Linked DNA regions of Mus musculus: all the other regions are linked to region 2. A link is a loop called in an ENCODE intact Hi-C map of the cell type or tissue named here. Cell type or tissue: heart. All regions are shown on one strand. Each heading gives the region's core, and the rest is flanking DNA. Links, peaks and the distances in the headings are about the cores only. Region 1 holds the start of Gnl3 (guanine nucleotide binding protein-like 3 (nucleolar)). Region 2 holds the start of Nek4 (NIMA (never in mitosis gene a)-related expressed kinase 4). Region 3 holds the start of Spcs1 (signal peptidase complex subunit 1 homolog (S. cerevisiae)).

What was found. Hi-C counts contacts between places; a loop is a spot of excess contacts. Peaks named below come from ENCODE experiments on the same cell type or tissue, not always from the same donor. Only the 100,000 strongest peaks of a DNase experiment are listed, where the experiment ranks them.
Region 1: a loop joins it to region 2, with 11 times the contacts of the local background. A loop is called at or near these places in 7 of 42 quality-filtered maps.
Region 3: a loop joins it to region 2, with 4 times the contacts of the local background. A loop is called at or near these places in 7 of 42 quality-filtered maps.

The regions. Positions count from the first base shown.
Region 1 is chr14:31,016,987-31,020,859 of GRCm38, forward strand. Gnl3 (guanine nucleotide binding protein-like 3 (nucleolar)) reads right to left here and starts at 2,145. Exons shown (of 15, transcript NM_153547.6): 1 at 1,943-2,145; 2 at 822-880; 3 at 290-427; 4 at 71-181. The coding sequence starts at 1,955. Pbrm1 (polybromo 1) reads left to right here and starts at 2,152. Exons shown (of 33, transcript NM_001081251.1): 1 at 2,152-2,307. RefSeq lists an enhancer at 2,855-2,883. In heart, for the core only: CTCF peaks have their summits at 1,018 (motif pointing right) and 2,139; a DNase peak (open chromatin) is centred at 2,125; H3K4me3 peaks cover 2,500 bases; H3K27ac peaks cover 2,500 bases.
Region 2 is chr14:30,949,961-30,953,833 of GRCm38, forward strand. Nek4 (NIMA (never in mitosis gene a)-related expressed kinase 4) reads left to right here and starts at 1,417. Exons shown (of 15, transcript NM_011849.3): 1 at 1,417-1,758; 2 at 3,843-3,873. The coding sequence starts at 1,666. Gm41121 (a long non-coding RNA gene) reads right to left here and starts at 1,474. Exons shown (of 2, transcript XR_874490.3): 1 at 1,242-1,474; 2 at 472-1,127. In heart, for the core only: a CTCF peak has its summit at 1,440; a DNase peak (open chromatin) is centred at 1,461; H3K4me3 peaks cover 1,710 bases; H3K27ac peaks cover 1,300 bases.
Region 3 is chr14:30,999,310-31,003,182 of GRCm38, forward strand. It overlaps Spcs1 (signal peptidase complex subunit 1 homolog (S. cerevisiae)), which reads right to left and starts at 2,357. Exons shown (of 4, transcript NM_026911.3): 1 at 1,896-2,357; 2 at 1,535-1,594; 3 at 1,369-1,455; 4 at 517-913. The coding sequence starts at 2,108. The coding sequence ends at 788. Glt8d1 (glycosyltransferase 8 domain containing 1) reads left to right here and starts at 2,124. Exons shown (of 10, transcript NM_029626.2): 1 at 2,124-2,688. In heart, for the core only: a CTCF peak has its summit at 1,708; DNase peaks (open chromatin) are centred at 2,092 and 2,332; H3K4me3 peaks cover 2,295 bases; H3K27ac peaks cover 1,539 bases.

The DNA.
Region 1 (3,873 bases), core at 850-3,349, 67 kb after region 2:
TTAAATGGATGAGAAAGCCTACGTTTTGTTACTCCCAAGGAACGCAAGTTTTAAGGAAAGATAACCTTACCTCCCTAGTTTCCACATTAGACTGCTCATCACCAGGGCTAACTTCAAGTTTTCTTTTCCTTTCTTGCTCTTTTTGCCTATCAAGTTTCTGCTGCTGTTTTAGTTCTTCAAGCTGTGTCAGAGACGTGAAAGAGAGGAATGAGCGAGTGACTGGTGGCAGTGTATTGCTTTGGAAACCACATATATCATTCTACTGGAGCTTTCAGCCAGCAAAAATTACCTGCTGTTTCCTTAGTTCAGCTTCACGAAGAAGAGCCTCTTTAAAGGGAGCACTATTTGGAACACCTGGGTCCTTCCTAGGCTTCTTGTGACCCCGTTTTTTAGCTTCCTTCCTTAATTTTCGATGATGTTCTCGGACCTATTAAAAACAGCTCTATGAGGTCGGAAGGCACTTGCCTTGGTTCAATCCTCAGTATTAATACAAAAGAAACAACTCGCCCTACAAAAATACATAAGCACTGAGAACTTAGGGAACAAGCCAGCCTATCCGCAATTTATAATGGATGTGAAGCACCCTAGAAAAGCAGAACTTCAACTGGAACTATACAGGGAATTAACATGTACACAAAAAACAGAAAAGTGTTGCAGCTCTCTGTAAAGATGCCAGTGTGCTAGCTTGAGGCTTTCGTTTACCCTGTACTTTCCCACAGCTGCAGTCTGTCCAATCCTATACCATGACAAGAGCCTTCCCCACAGAGATGAAGAAAGCCATGTTAGCACCCCACTTGCTATGGGCCTCACAGAACACTTACCTTTTTTTGAATTTTATATCGCTTATGGCAGGTCATACGTTTACTCGCTTTCTTTAACTCTGCCAAAACAAAGAAAGAGAAAGACTGCACACATGAGCAGTGAGTGTTTTAAATTTCTCACATCACCTATATGGATGTTTTGCCCTCTCTTGTCAGCAGACCAACCACGTGCATGTAGTGTTCTTGCAAAGGAAGCCACAAGAGGGCTTCATCACTTGTCCTTCTACAGACAGCATGGAGCTGCCACGTGGGCTGGGACAACCCTGGGTCTTCACTCCATACCCAAAATGTTTCATTTACTTATTTTGTGTGTAGGTCTGAAAGCAATTTCCAGGAGTCAGTTCTACCTATCATATGAGTTTGAACTCTTGACAGTAAGGCTTAGTGGCAAGTGTTTATAGCCATATTCCTGGCCCTCAAGAGATTGTTTTATCAGGCCATGGGGGCCTACAACAATAAGGCTATCCCGGGCAACATAGATCTTGCCTCAACCGTCCCTGCAAAGTTATGCAGGGTATTTAATGGAAATCACACCACAACGCCAGTCAATTCGACTCGGTGGACCCACAATGGAAGCAGCTTCTAGAGGAAAGCACTACAAATATCAAGGTTTCTTTCTTTATTTTTATTTTTTCGAGACAGGGTTTCTCTGTGTAGCCCTGGCTGTCCTGGTAGACCAGGCTGGCCTCGATCTCAGAAATTCGCCTGCCTCTGCCTCCCAAGTGCTGGGATTAAAGGCGTGCGCCAACACGGCCAGGCTCTTTTTTTAATTTTTAAGCCATGGTTTCAGTATACAGCCCAGGCTGGCTGCAAACTTTCTATCTTACTGCGTCATCCTTCGTGTACATGATTAGGGCGCGTGCCACCAAGGCCGAAAGACCATGGTTCTGAATAGTTCTAGGAAAACGGCAGGCTCGAAAAGAGGCTCAAACACGTTAATCACAGAAATCTGGCTCGGTTTTCCTCTCAAGGGCTTAGCTCTCCTGCTATACAACAGGCCAAATTTGGGTCTGGGCCTTCTAAGCATCAGATCTACGCGGAACTCATCAATGGCCTATGGAGAGTCCTCTCCCTCCAGCCACAAAGCACCACCCGCGCGTTTCGCTCCCGACCCCACTCACTAGGCCTCTTCATCCTGGCCGCGGACGCTTCAGGAGCAGAGGAGGTCTCGGGATCACCACGACTTCTCGGGCGCCACGTGCGAACTGGAACTGCGGTTCAACGTCACGCGCTCCAGGACCTGCCGGAAAGTGTGTCGGGGCCGGGCCGAGTGCGCGCGCACACACATACACTGTCGCGCCGAGCCGGGCTCGCCTGGCGGCCACAGGTTGGATTTACGGCAGCACTGGGAGGGGTGAGGGCGGTGAGGGCGGCGGGTGCCGGAGAGACGGCCGCGGCCAGAGGAGCGCTAGCAGCCGTGGCGGCCACGGGGCGGGGCTCGGCGGTCGGGGACCGCAGCCGGGGCTGCAGGCGGCGGAGCGGCGGGGTAAGGCCGGGCCCGGGGCGGGCGGGGCCGCCCCTCCTCGGCCGGCTGCCGGGCCTTTGTGTCGGCCCGGGCGGGCGGGCGGGCGGGCGGGAGTCGCGGCGGAGGCCCCGCCCCGTGGTGCGGACGCGCTGGTCGGGCAGGGCGCGGGGCGGGGCGCGGCACGGCACGGCGGCGGGGCCTCGGGACAGGGCCCAGCAGCCCGGCCGCACCTGCCGCCGGGACAAAGGCAGAGCAGGGCCCGGAAACTCCCTTCGCTGCTCTTTCCCGCCCGTCGCGGGCCGCCTTCAAAGCTGTCAACGTTTCCTTTAGCCCCAGAACCAGTGACAGGTCGGGCGAACTCTTCTTTTCCTCCGCCTCTCAAGGCCTCTTTTTTTTTTTTTTTTTTTTTTTTTTTTTTTTTTTTTTTTTGGTTTCTTGTGCGTTCGGCAAAAAACTCCCTATTGAGTTTTTGTTTTTGTTTTTTTCTTTCCCAATGATCGCCCAAACGGAATATTTTTTTGTTTTTGTCAGAGAGACTTACTTATTTACAGGCTAGGTACTTAAGCTTCTCATTTGTACCGTCACGACGAGTTGAGTTTTTGTAAACTGTATTTTCTGGTTTTAAAAGTATTTTCCGTTTCAAAATTTTGTTTTCTGAAGAAGTGAGTCTTATTTTAAGAAAATTTGATATCAAAGGGGGGACAAAAATATAAAATTCCTGGAAAACAAATGACAAATACACAATAGACCGGATGTAGGAATTCGAGGACTAACTATAGAAGCGTATGGTGGAATATGCTATCTTAATCCAAACTTTTCAAAACTTACTGTAGGAGCCAGGCACAGTAGAAAACACCTGTTCTAGCTCTTGAGTTGGGAGTATCGCAAGTTCCAGTGTACTTGGGTTACATAGTGAGACCTGCCATTAAAACAAAAAAGTGGTTATACGTTTCTTTCTTAACCCATTTGGTAGTAGGCTTTTCCCCCCAAAGTAATTCAGAAGCATATTGGATTCCAGATGTTGAGGAACATAGCTTTTGCTTTAGTAGTTTTTAAGATCCAAAATGAAAGATTGGAAAGTATCCTCGTTTATCTTTGAAGTGGCCTTACTTTGCTGCTAGATTTACCTCAGACTTCTGGATCACCCGCCTCAGTCTCCTGAATGCTGGGTTTACAGGCGTGTGCCACTGCTGGAGGGTGGGGGAAGTGAGGATAGTAACTGCTGAAGACATGTTTGGGATTAAAACAGTAACACCTGTATGTGCAGATGCACCTTAGAGTGTGAAACGTAGCTCAAGTACTAGTGCATTCCCCAAATCCCCATGCTATAGACCCGTCTAGTAGACTGTTAGGAAGACATCAGACATCATGAAAGAGAGTGCTGACTTGGTTACCTCTTCATTTTTATATCACTCCATTTATGGGAAAGATAGTTGGGTTGAACTGTAGTTGAGTTGGTAGAGAATCTGGTATATTTGTGAAGCACTGGGTTCAGGTCCGTATACTACATAAACTGGACATGGTGGTACATGCTATCCCAGCATTTAGCATGTGGAGGCAGGAGGCTCAGAAATTCAAGCCCTGAGT
Region 2 (3,873 bases), core at 501-3,000:
TGTCTGAAGACAGCTACAGTGTACTTACGTATAATAAATCTTTAAAAAAAAAAAAAAAGAAAGGAAGGAAGGAAGGAAGAAAGAAAACCAAACAAAGTGGAACCTTAAATAAATATTGAATTCTAGTTAGTGATATTGCTAAAGATAAACAAAAGCAAACATTTGCTAGAGCAGAGGGGGCAGACTGCTGTGTAGTAACTATTGACAGTAGCAGGGAAAGTTGCGCTTCATTCAACTGTGCAGAGGTAACTGGGCCTTTTAAGACGAGAATGAGGGCTGGGCATGGGGGCACACACCTATAATTCTACACTCAAGGCGGAGCCAGGCCGATCTCTAAAACCCTGGATTACATGGTGACATGAGACCTCTTCTAAGACACGCGCTCGCACGCGTGCACACAAACACACACACACACACACACACACACGCACACTCACACACGCACCAACAAACAATGAAGGGAAAATAGGAAAATAGAGAAATGAGAAACGGAATTCCTTAGAAAAATGAAAAAAATTACAAAGGTTTGGGAGCATGTTACTATTACATGGCTGTAAACTCAACACACAAGAGTAGGATTGCAAGATGAGCTGTAGAGGAAGATCTTATCTCAACAACAGTAACATAATAATAATAATAAATAATAACAGTTGGTCATTGTAAAAGCAATTACAATTTACTAGTTGGCAATTATAGAAGATGGGATTATATCTTCCCACACAAAATGGGAAACAGACGCCAAAATTTTTTGATGATTTACATTTCAAAGGAAGGGCTTTCTGTCCTGGAGGAAAACATTTCTGGCTTGTAGAAGACATATGCATATATATCTCAACGGGACAGAGGGATAATGAGTAACTGTGCGCCTGTTTAAAAGTAAATTCTTCAGGCAAGGCAGGTAGCTCTTTTCGCAGCCTTGTGCATTCACAGACAGGCGTTAAAAGGGGGCCTTGGTGCTCCGTGGAAGCAGCATGTGAAGTTCTGGCAAGCCTTTCAGGATGGTGGGTTTGCAATCATTCTGTGAGAGATCTTTGCCAGTCTCAGTAAAGCAGGCTGAAACTTTGAGGGATGAAGTGTATTGACGTCTTCACCAAATGCACCAAAACGGCAGGCCGAATACTGACACGCTACAAAACAAATAGAGCAAACATCATTGGTGAAGCCTAGAGTTGGCCACTCTTTTAACTGAATGTGAGCCAAGCACATAGCCGGTTAATATTTGTAGAACGAATGAACCATACGCGTAACTCGCTTAGAACCAGAAAGGATTCAATGAGCAAATGTAGAACCAAAACGCAGGAAGTGCGGCTCGGGAGTCGCTCTGGCCTTCCAGGAGCGAAGCTCTATGGCAGGTCCTCCGGGGCTGCCGAACCGCTCTGGCCGCTTCCGCGACGGCTCGATGGTAGGTCCTCCCCCAAGCACGAGGAGCAGCTCTGGCCACCGCTAGGTCGACTCTATGGCGCGTCTTCCAACTCTGAGCATGCGCAGGACTACCCCGCCAGTATCGCTATGGTAGCGGCGTCCGGGTGGGCCGGGCCTCGAAGCTCCTGCCCGCGGTGGGCCGCGTTTATGGAGTACTTCACCTCCCGTCTGGCATGAGCGGGGCCTCCCGCAGCCTTACGCGCCGCTGCCACAGCTTCCCGACTGTAGGCCTCCTTCGGGAACATGCCCCAGGCCGCATACTGCTACATGCGGGTCGTGGGCAGGGGTAGTTACGGGGAGGTGACGCTCGTGAAGCATCGGCGAGACGGCAAGCAGGTCGGGGACTTGGGACCTGGCCGGGGCGATGAGGGAAGGGATACGTCTAGGGCATCCTCAAATGTACAGGCCCGGAGTGATGGGCAGGGACTCTTCTCAGATAAGAGGTCAGCTTCTCAACTTCCCCTATAATAGGAGCCCCGGATTTTGTCTATTCTTCGGTATTAGTTTTCTTTATCTGCAAACCTCCTGTCACCTGAAATTTTCTTGAGAACAGGGGCCATGTGTTCCCAAAGCCTAGTTCAGGGCCACCGTGCAAGCCCTGTCTCTTGTGTAGTTTGTACTCCTTAAAAACTCATCTCAGCATCTTCTCGCCAGCACTTTCTCATGGACCCTATTTCAGTGAGTAGCTTGACCAGCCATGCAGTTTCCTAAGCTGGTAACAATTACCTTTAATGTCCCCAACGCTGGTTCTATTCCTGTCACTAGGTCAAACCGGCATCTCCACCCTAGTACAGGCCACCAGTCTTTCTGGCTAAATGCCCACTCCCCAACTAGTTCCTGCTGCCTGCTTTTTTTTCCCCTCTAACCTGTCTCTTCTACTGCAGTCATCTTTCTTTCTTTCTTTCTTTCTTTCTTTCTTTTTGTTTGTTTGTTTGGAGACAGGGTTACTCTGTATAGTTCTGGCTGTCCTGGAACTCACTTTGTAGACCAGGCTGGCCTCGAACTCAGAAATCTGCCTGCCTCTGCCTCCCAAGTGCTGGGATTAAAGACATGCGCCACCACCGCCCGGTTTGCAGACATCTTTCTTAAACTCAAATCTGATGTTACTCCTTTATGTAAATTACTTTATGCCATCACCCAGAGTCTAATGAACCAGTTCTTCAGTATTCTTTGCTATCAGGGTGGCCATAGAATGTTGTGCACAAACAGGCACAATTATGAAACTGATGAGCGATGTTTCATAGTTCTTAGTTCTACCAAGCCAGTGGCAGCAACAAGCTGAGAGAGCCGCCACCCCTCAAGTATAGGACCCACTCCTTGTGTCATATGCTAGATTCTCTGCCTAGAACACAAGCTTTCACATAGGCTAATTGAGTAGGCACCCCAGGGAACTATGGGACATTTGTGCTAAGAGTGAGAGTTTAGCTATAACAATAACCCTTCATTTTGAACAGTAATTTGCACTTCAGGAAACATTTATATATGTGTTTGTTGAAGGAGTGGGTACATGGTCTTTGAGATGCTTGAGAGCAGTATAGTAGATTGTAAAGGGTTTTATTTTTAATGGGAAGGGCATCCTATGTGGAGGACCAATGATGCTTTAACTTTATTGGGTCATGAGTATCTAATGTGTCCCATACACCTATTCAGTTCACAGATACACATTTAAGCTTTCTCTTAATGCTTGTTTATAGGGAGAATTTAGAGATTAAGGAGTTTCTCTCTCTTTAATTGGTCTAATAGTATGTTAGGTTCACTTTTTAATCATTGGTAATACTTTTTTTGAGATAGCGTATCACTATGTTGTCCATGTTGGGCTTCAAAGTTCTGGGCATAAGTGACCCTTCTGCCTTAACCTTCAAAGTGGTTGGGATCGCAGAGTCAAAGAAGTCATAAAACGCAGAGGAAAGGGTGGATTGCTCGACTGTGGCCTGGAGTGGGCTCAGGTCCGACGGATGTCAGTCGTAGAGAACTTATCTCACACATGCAAGGCCCTGGCCTTAATGCTAGCACTGAACAAAAGCGTAACATTCATGGCAAATATTTCCCCATTTATGCTGTTTTGATTTGATTTGGTTTTTCGAGACAGGGTTTCTCTGTGTAGCCCTGGCTGTTCTGGAACTCACTCTGTAGACCAGGCTGGCCTTGAACTCAGAGATCCACCTGGCTCTGCCTACTGAGTGCTGAGATTATAGACATGGACCACCCCACCCAGCCAGTCTCATGCTTTTTGATCATCCTCCTGCCTCGTCTTCGATGTATTATACTGGTAATTTTATGCCTTTTGAAAATAAGTCAATAAGTTATCTGATAGACTCCTGAAGTTTGGTTTTTGAGGTCTGGGCATTCGTGAGAACGCTACTTCTGAACCGACAGACTGTTTTCTTACATGTTGTAAAAGTTTCCATTTTCGTTGGTAGTATGTCATCAAAAAGCTGAACCTCCGAAATG
Region 3 (3,873 bases), core at 706-3,205, 50 kb after region 2:
GGCAGGCAGATTTCTGAGTTCGAGGCCAGCCTGGTCTACAGACAGTCAGGCTATACAGAGAAACCCTGCCGGGGGTGGGGTGGGGGGGGTGTCTCAAAAACACCAAACCAAACAACTCATCCTTAAAACAGTATGAAGGCTCATAATGGAATGTGAGACTTGGACAGTTATAAATAGGACTTTCCGGGCTGGGGAGATGGCTCAGTGGATAAGAGCACTGACTGCTCTTCTGAGTTTAAATCCCAGCAACCAAATGGTGGCTCACAACCACCCCTAATGGGATCTGACATCCTCTTCTGGCATGTCTGAAGACAGCTACAGTCATACAGTGTACTTATGTGTAATAATAAATAAATCTTTAAATGAATAAATAAATAAATTAGGGCTTTCCATATGCCAGGCGTGGTAGCATATGCCTGTATTCCCAGCACTTTGGGAAGGTAGGGCAGGATTTTGAACTTGGAGACAGCATAGTCTACATAGTGAGAACCCACTGCAAAAAGAAAACAAATGTAGTACAAGTTATGAAGTGTTTATTCATTATACACACGGGAAAGAAGCATTGCATACTTGTATCTCCTGTTCTCCATAACAAGCTTATGAAGAGATGGTATAAAATAGTCATAACTTAAAATACATTTGGATTAGAAATGAAGCCATGACAATTAGATCTCGACACAGCTGTGCTATAAGAACATAGGCGGTTTAAGCTCATGTTTTGCTTATGAAAGCAATTCAGCTCATCTCACAGGAAACAAAAGCAGGTGCTGAATCATGAAAGTCCCAATCAGTTATTTTTAGCATGCCTCTTAATTTTTCTGTCCCCTGATTTCTTGTCTTCTGTGCCTAAGTCTTGAACAGGTAACCACTTTAGGGGATGGCGGCGGTAGATAGGCCATGGAGGAAGTGTCAGCTAGATCAGAACAGAGAAAAGGTAGCATTTATTTCCATTCAAGGTCTAAATGATCATTTAGTATGTCTGATCCCCAAATAACCACCATGCTAAAGATTAACAAACTAATGAGACAAAATATGTCAGGGAGTGAGAACAAGCCTTAAGTGTTTACACATACAAGTTTTAAGAACTAAAAGAAATATGAAGGCTGCGTGAGCAAAGCGAAGCCCCTGGCATATTCATTTTACTGCCTAGAGGAGATGCAAAAGACAATTAGAAAGCTCTACACCTTTATGTAGCGCAGGCCATCGGACACAACTTAACATTCTACTTTTCAAATAATAGAGAACAGAAACATTAATGGGAAAGACGAACAAAGAGGTGATTCTGGTTCTCACTGGTAGGTCCAACCAAGTCTCCTGAGTCAGAAAACTTACGCTACTGCTAATACGCAAATACCACAAATAGCTTACCAAACAGGAGAAAGCAAATCCGGCCATAACTATGTAGACAGTCCACCCAAACTGTTCAGCCACGTACCCGTAGATAAACCCAACTATCTGAAAAGAAACAAAGTATATAAAATGCACTCAAACCAAGAGAGGCGGGGTTAAGAATTAAAAGTAATGCAATACTTACTGCAGAAAAAAGAATGATCCCCTGAAACATCTGTTCAGCTAGTTTCTGCCCCTTGTAATCCTAGGGACGAAAAAGAAGAGGACGAGTTGGTCCTACTGCCAAAGGACTGCAATTCTCGTAGGGAACTCAGCGTTGGCATAAGGCAGCATTCAACACCAGGAGGGCCCGAGAGTAAGGAAGCAAACATGTAATTTCCCAGGGAAACTTGGGCATCTTAACAGACCACGGGAAAGGGGATCTATTCTGGGGAAGAGAAGGGAAAGTGAAGCCAATCTTAGGAGTGGCTCCGGTGAGGGTGAGGGGCTTAGAAGTCGCTAGGCTCCAAAGAGAAGTGCGGGGGATCGGGGACGCGCGCCCTCACCATCTGGGTGGGCAGCGAACTCAGGTGTTCCAGCATGGTTGCTGAAGACCGATACCGACAACGAAACGGACGTAGCCGATTATTAAGGAGTAAAGTTTGCGGGGGTCGATATCGAGAGCAAGGCCGACCAGCCGAGCGTTTCACTTCGGCCGTGGCCCCGGAAGCGGATGTCTCCGAGGGGCACGGACAACCCCTGGCCCCGCCCCGCGCCATCGACAAGGGAGGTACGTCTCTTAGCTTTCCTAGAACCCTGTACACTGCTCACGAGGGCTGGGGCAGCGACCTGGCCGGAGCATCGTGCACCGGTCAGCGCTCCTGGCCGCCCGGAGCTGTAATTGCGGCAGGAATCACTTGCGGGCTGCGCCTCCCCAGTTTAACGGCCGCCGGCGCGCTCCACGTCTCCATAGCGACGGCCTTTACTCGGGGAGGACCCGGGCGACGGGGCTGCCCCGTGGCGCCTGCTGCGCCTGGCTTTCTGGCAGAGGGAGGCACAGTCAAACTAGGGGTTGTGGCCCTACGTGGCTGCTGCAGAGCTCGCCGGCCAGTGGGCCACGGCCAGAGAGCAGCGGACGCGGACGGCCCGGCGGTGGGCCGGGGCCTGGGGCCTGCGGAGCGAGCGCTGAGCTGGCGGGGCGGGCTGGGGCGTGGGCGGCGGCCACTCCTCCCAGCGCAGGTAAGGGCGACTGCGCCCAGCCTCGGAAGGCGACGATTCGTCTGACGCGGCTCTAACCTGACCTGTCAGTGCGTGGCGGGATCCCCGGAGCGCCTCACCACGTCCCCATCACTCCTAAGCGTAAGGAGGCTACTAATGATCTCTAGAGTTAGGGAAGATAACGAAGCCACATTCTCCAGGGAAAGGAGACTGCCTCGGAGAAGAGCTGCGAGGCCCAAGTCGCCCCACATCTCGTGGATTGAGCTTCCGTGCCCCTATGTAGAGGGTCCCAAATTCGGCCTAACTTTTTGGTTGCCGGTTTCCATGGCTCATTCCCAGGCCAGTCCCTCTTGGTAAAGACCAGCCAAGGGCCGGGCGTGGTGGCGCACGCCTTTAATCCCAGCACTCGGGAGGCAGAGGCAGGTGGATTTCTGAGTTCGAGGCCAGCCTGGTCTACAAAGTGAGCTCCAGGACAGCCAGGGCTATACAGAGAAAACCCGTCTCGAAAAACCAAAAAAAAAAAAAAAAAAAGACCAGCCAAGGGGTTCCCTTAACCCTGTCTTTCAAGGGTTGTGTATTTCAAAGCGTGAGCCCTTCCCTCATGACTGAGCTAGATGGGGTGCCGAATTCAGACAGACCATTCTGGGGATCCCATCCTCTGGGGCCCGCTGCCTCTGTGGACTCTGCTGTGCATGCAGTCAGGCACAGATGGCGAGATGCTAGACACTCTAGACTGGGAGGTGAGTAGCCGATGCCAGCATCTACACATCCATGGAGCTACCAACCCATTAGTTAGTTAGTTAATTTTGATTAGCACAGTTGTGACTTAGAACTTGGAAACTTGGAGTGTGTCAAGGAAGATGTCCACATCACTCCAGTAATGTGACTATTGAATTAGCTGCGGGGGGAAAGCACCTATGTGATAGAGCTCTGGAAAGTGTAACCTGGGCTTTGGGGACGTTTCCTGATCGTGAAAGACAAGTGGGGCATAGCCAGTTAAGTGTGTGAAAATGTCCAAGTGTTCTTGTGCTTTGACACCATTCAGAAAAGTACAGACCCCCTTGACACTTCGGACCTTAGAGCCAGTACAATGAAAGACTACAACAATCTTCAAGGGTCTTTTTTCTTTTCTCCTTCCCTACACTTTCCTTAGTACATATGAATAGGCTCTCATTCCTCAGGGTTGTATCTCTACCAGTGCACTTCATAGGACGGGAGTTTGTTTTACAGACCATATAGTATTTGAACTATAAAAAGATGGAAAAACAAAATGGTTTTGCCTTGTTCCTTTTGACCCAACAGCTCCATAGGAATCTCATGCTTTTC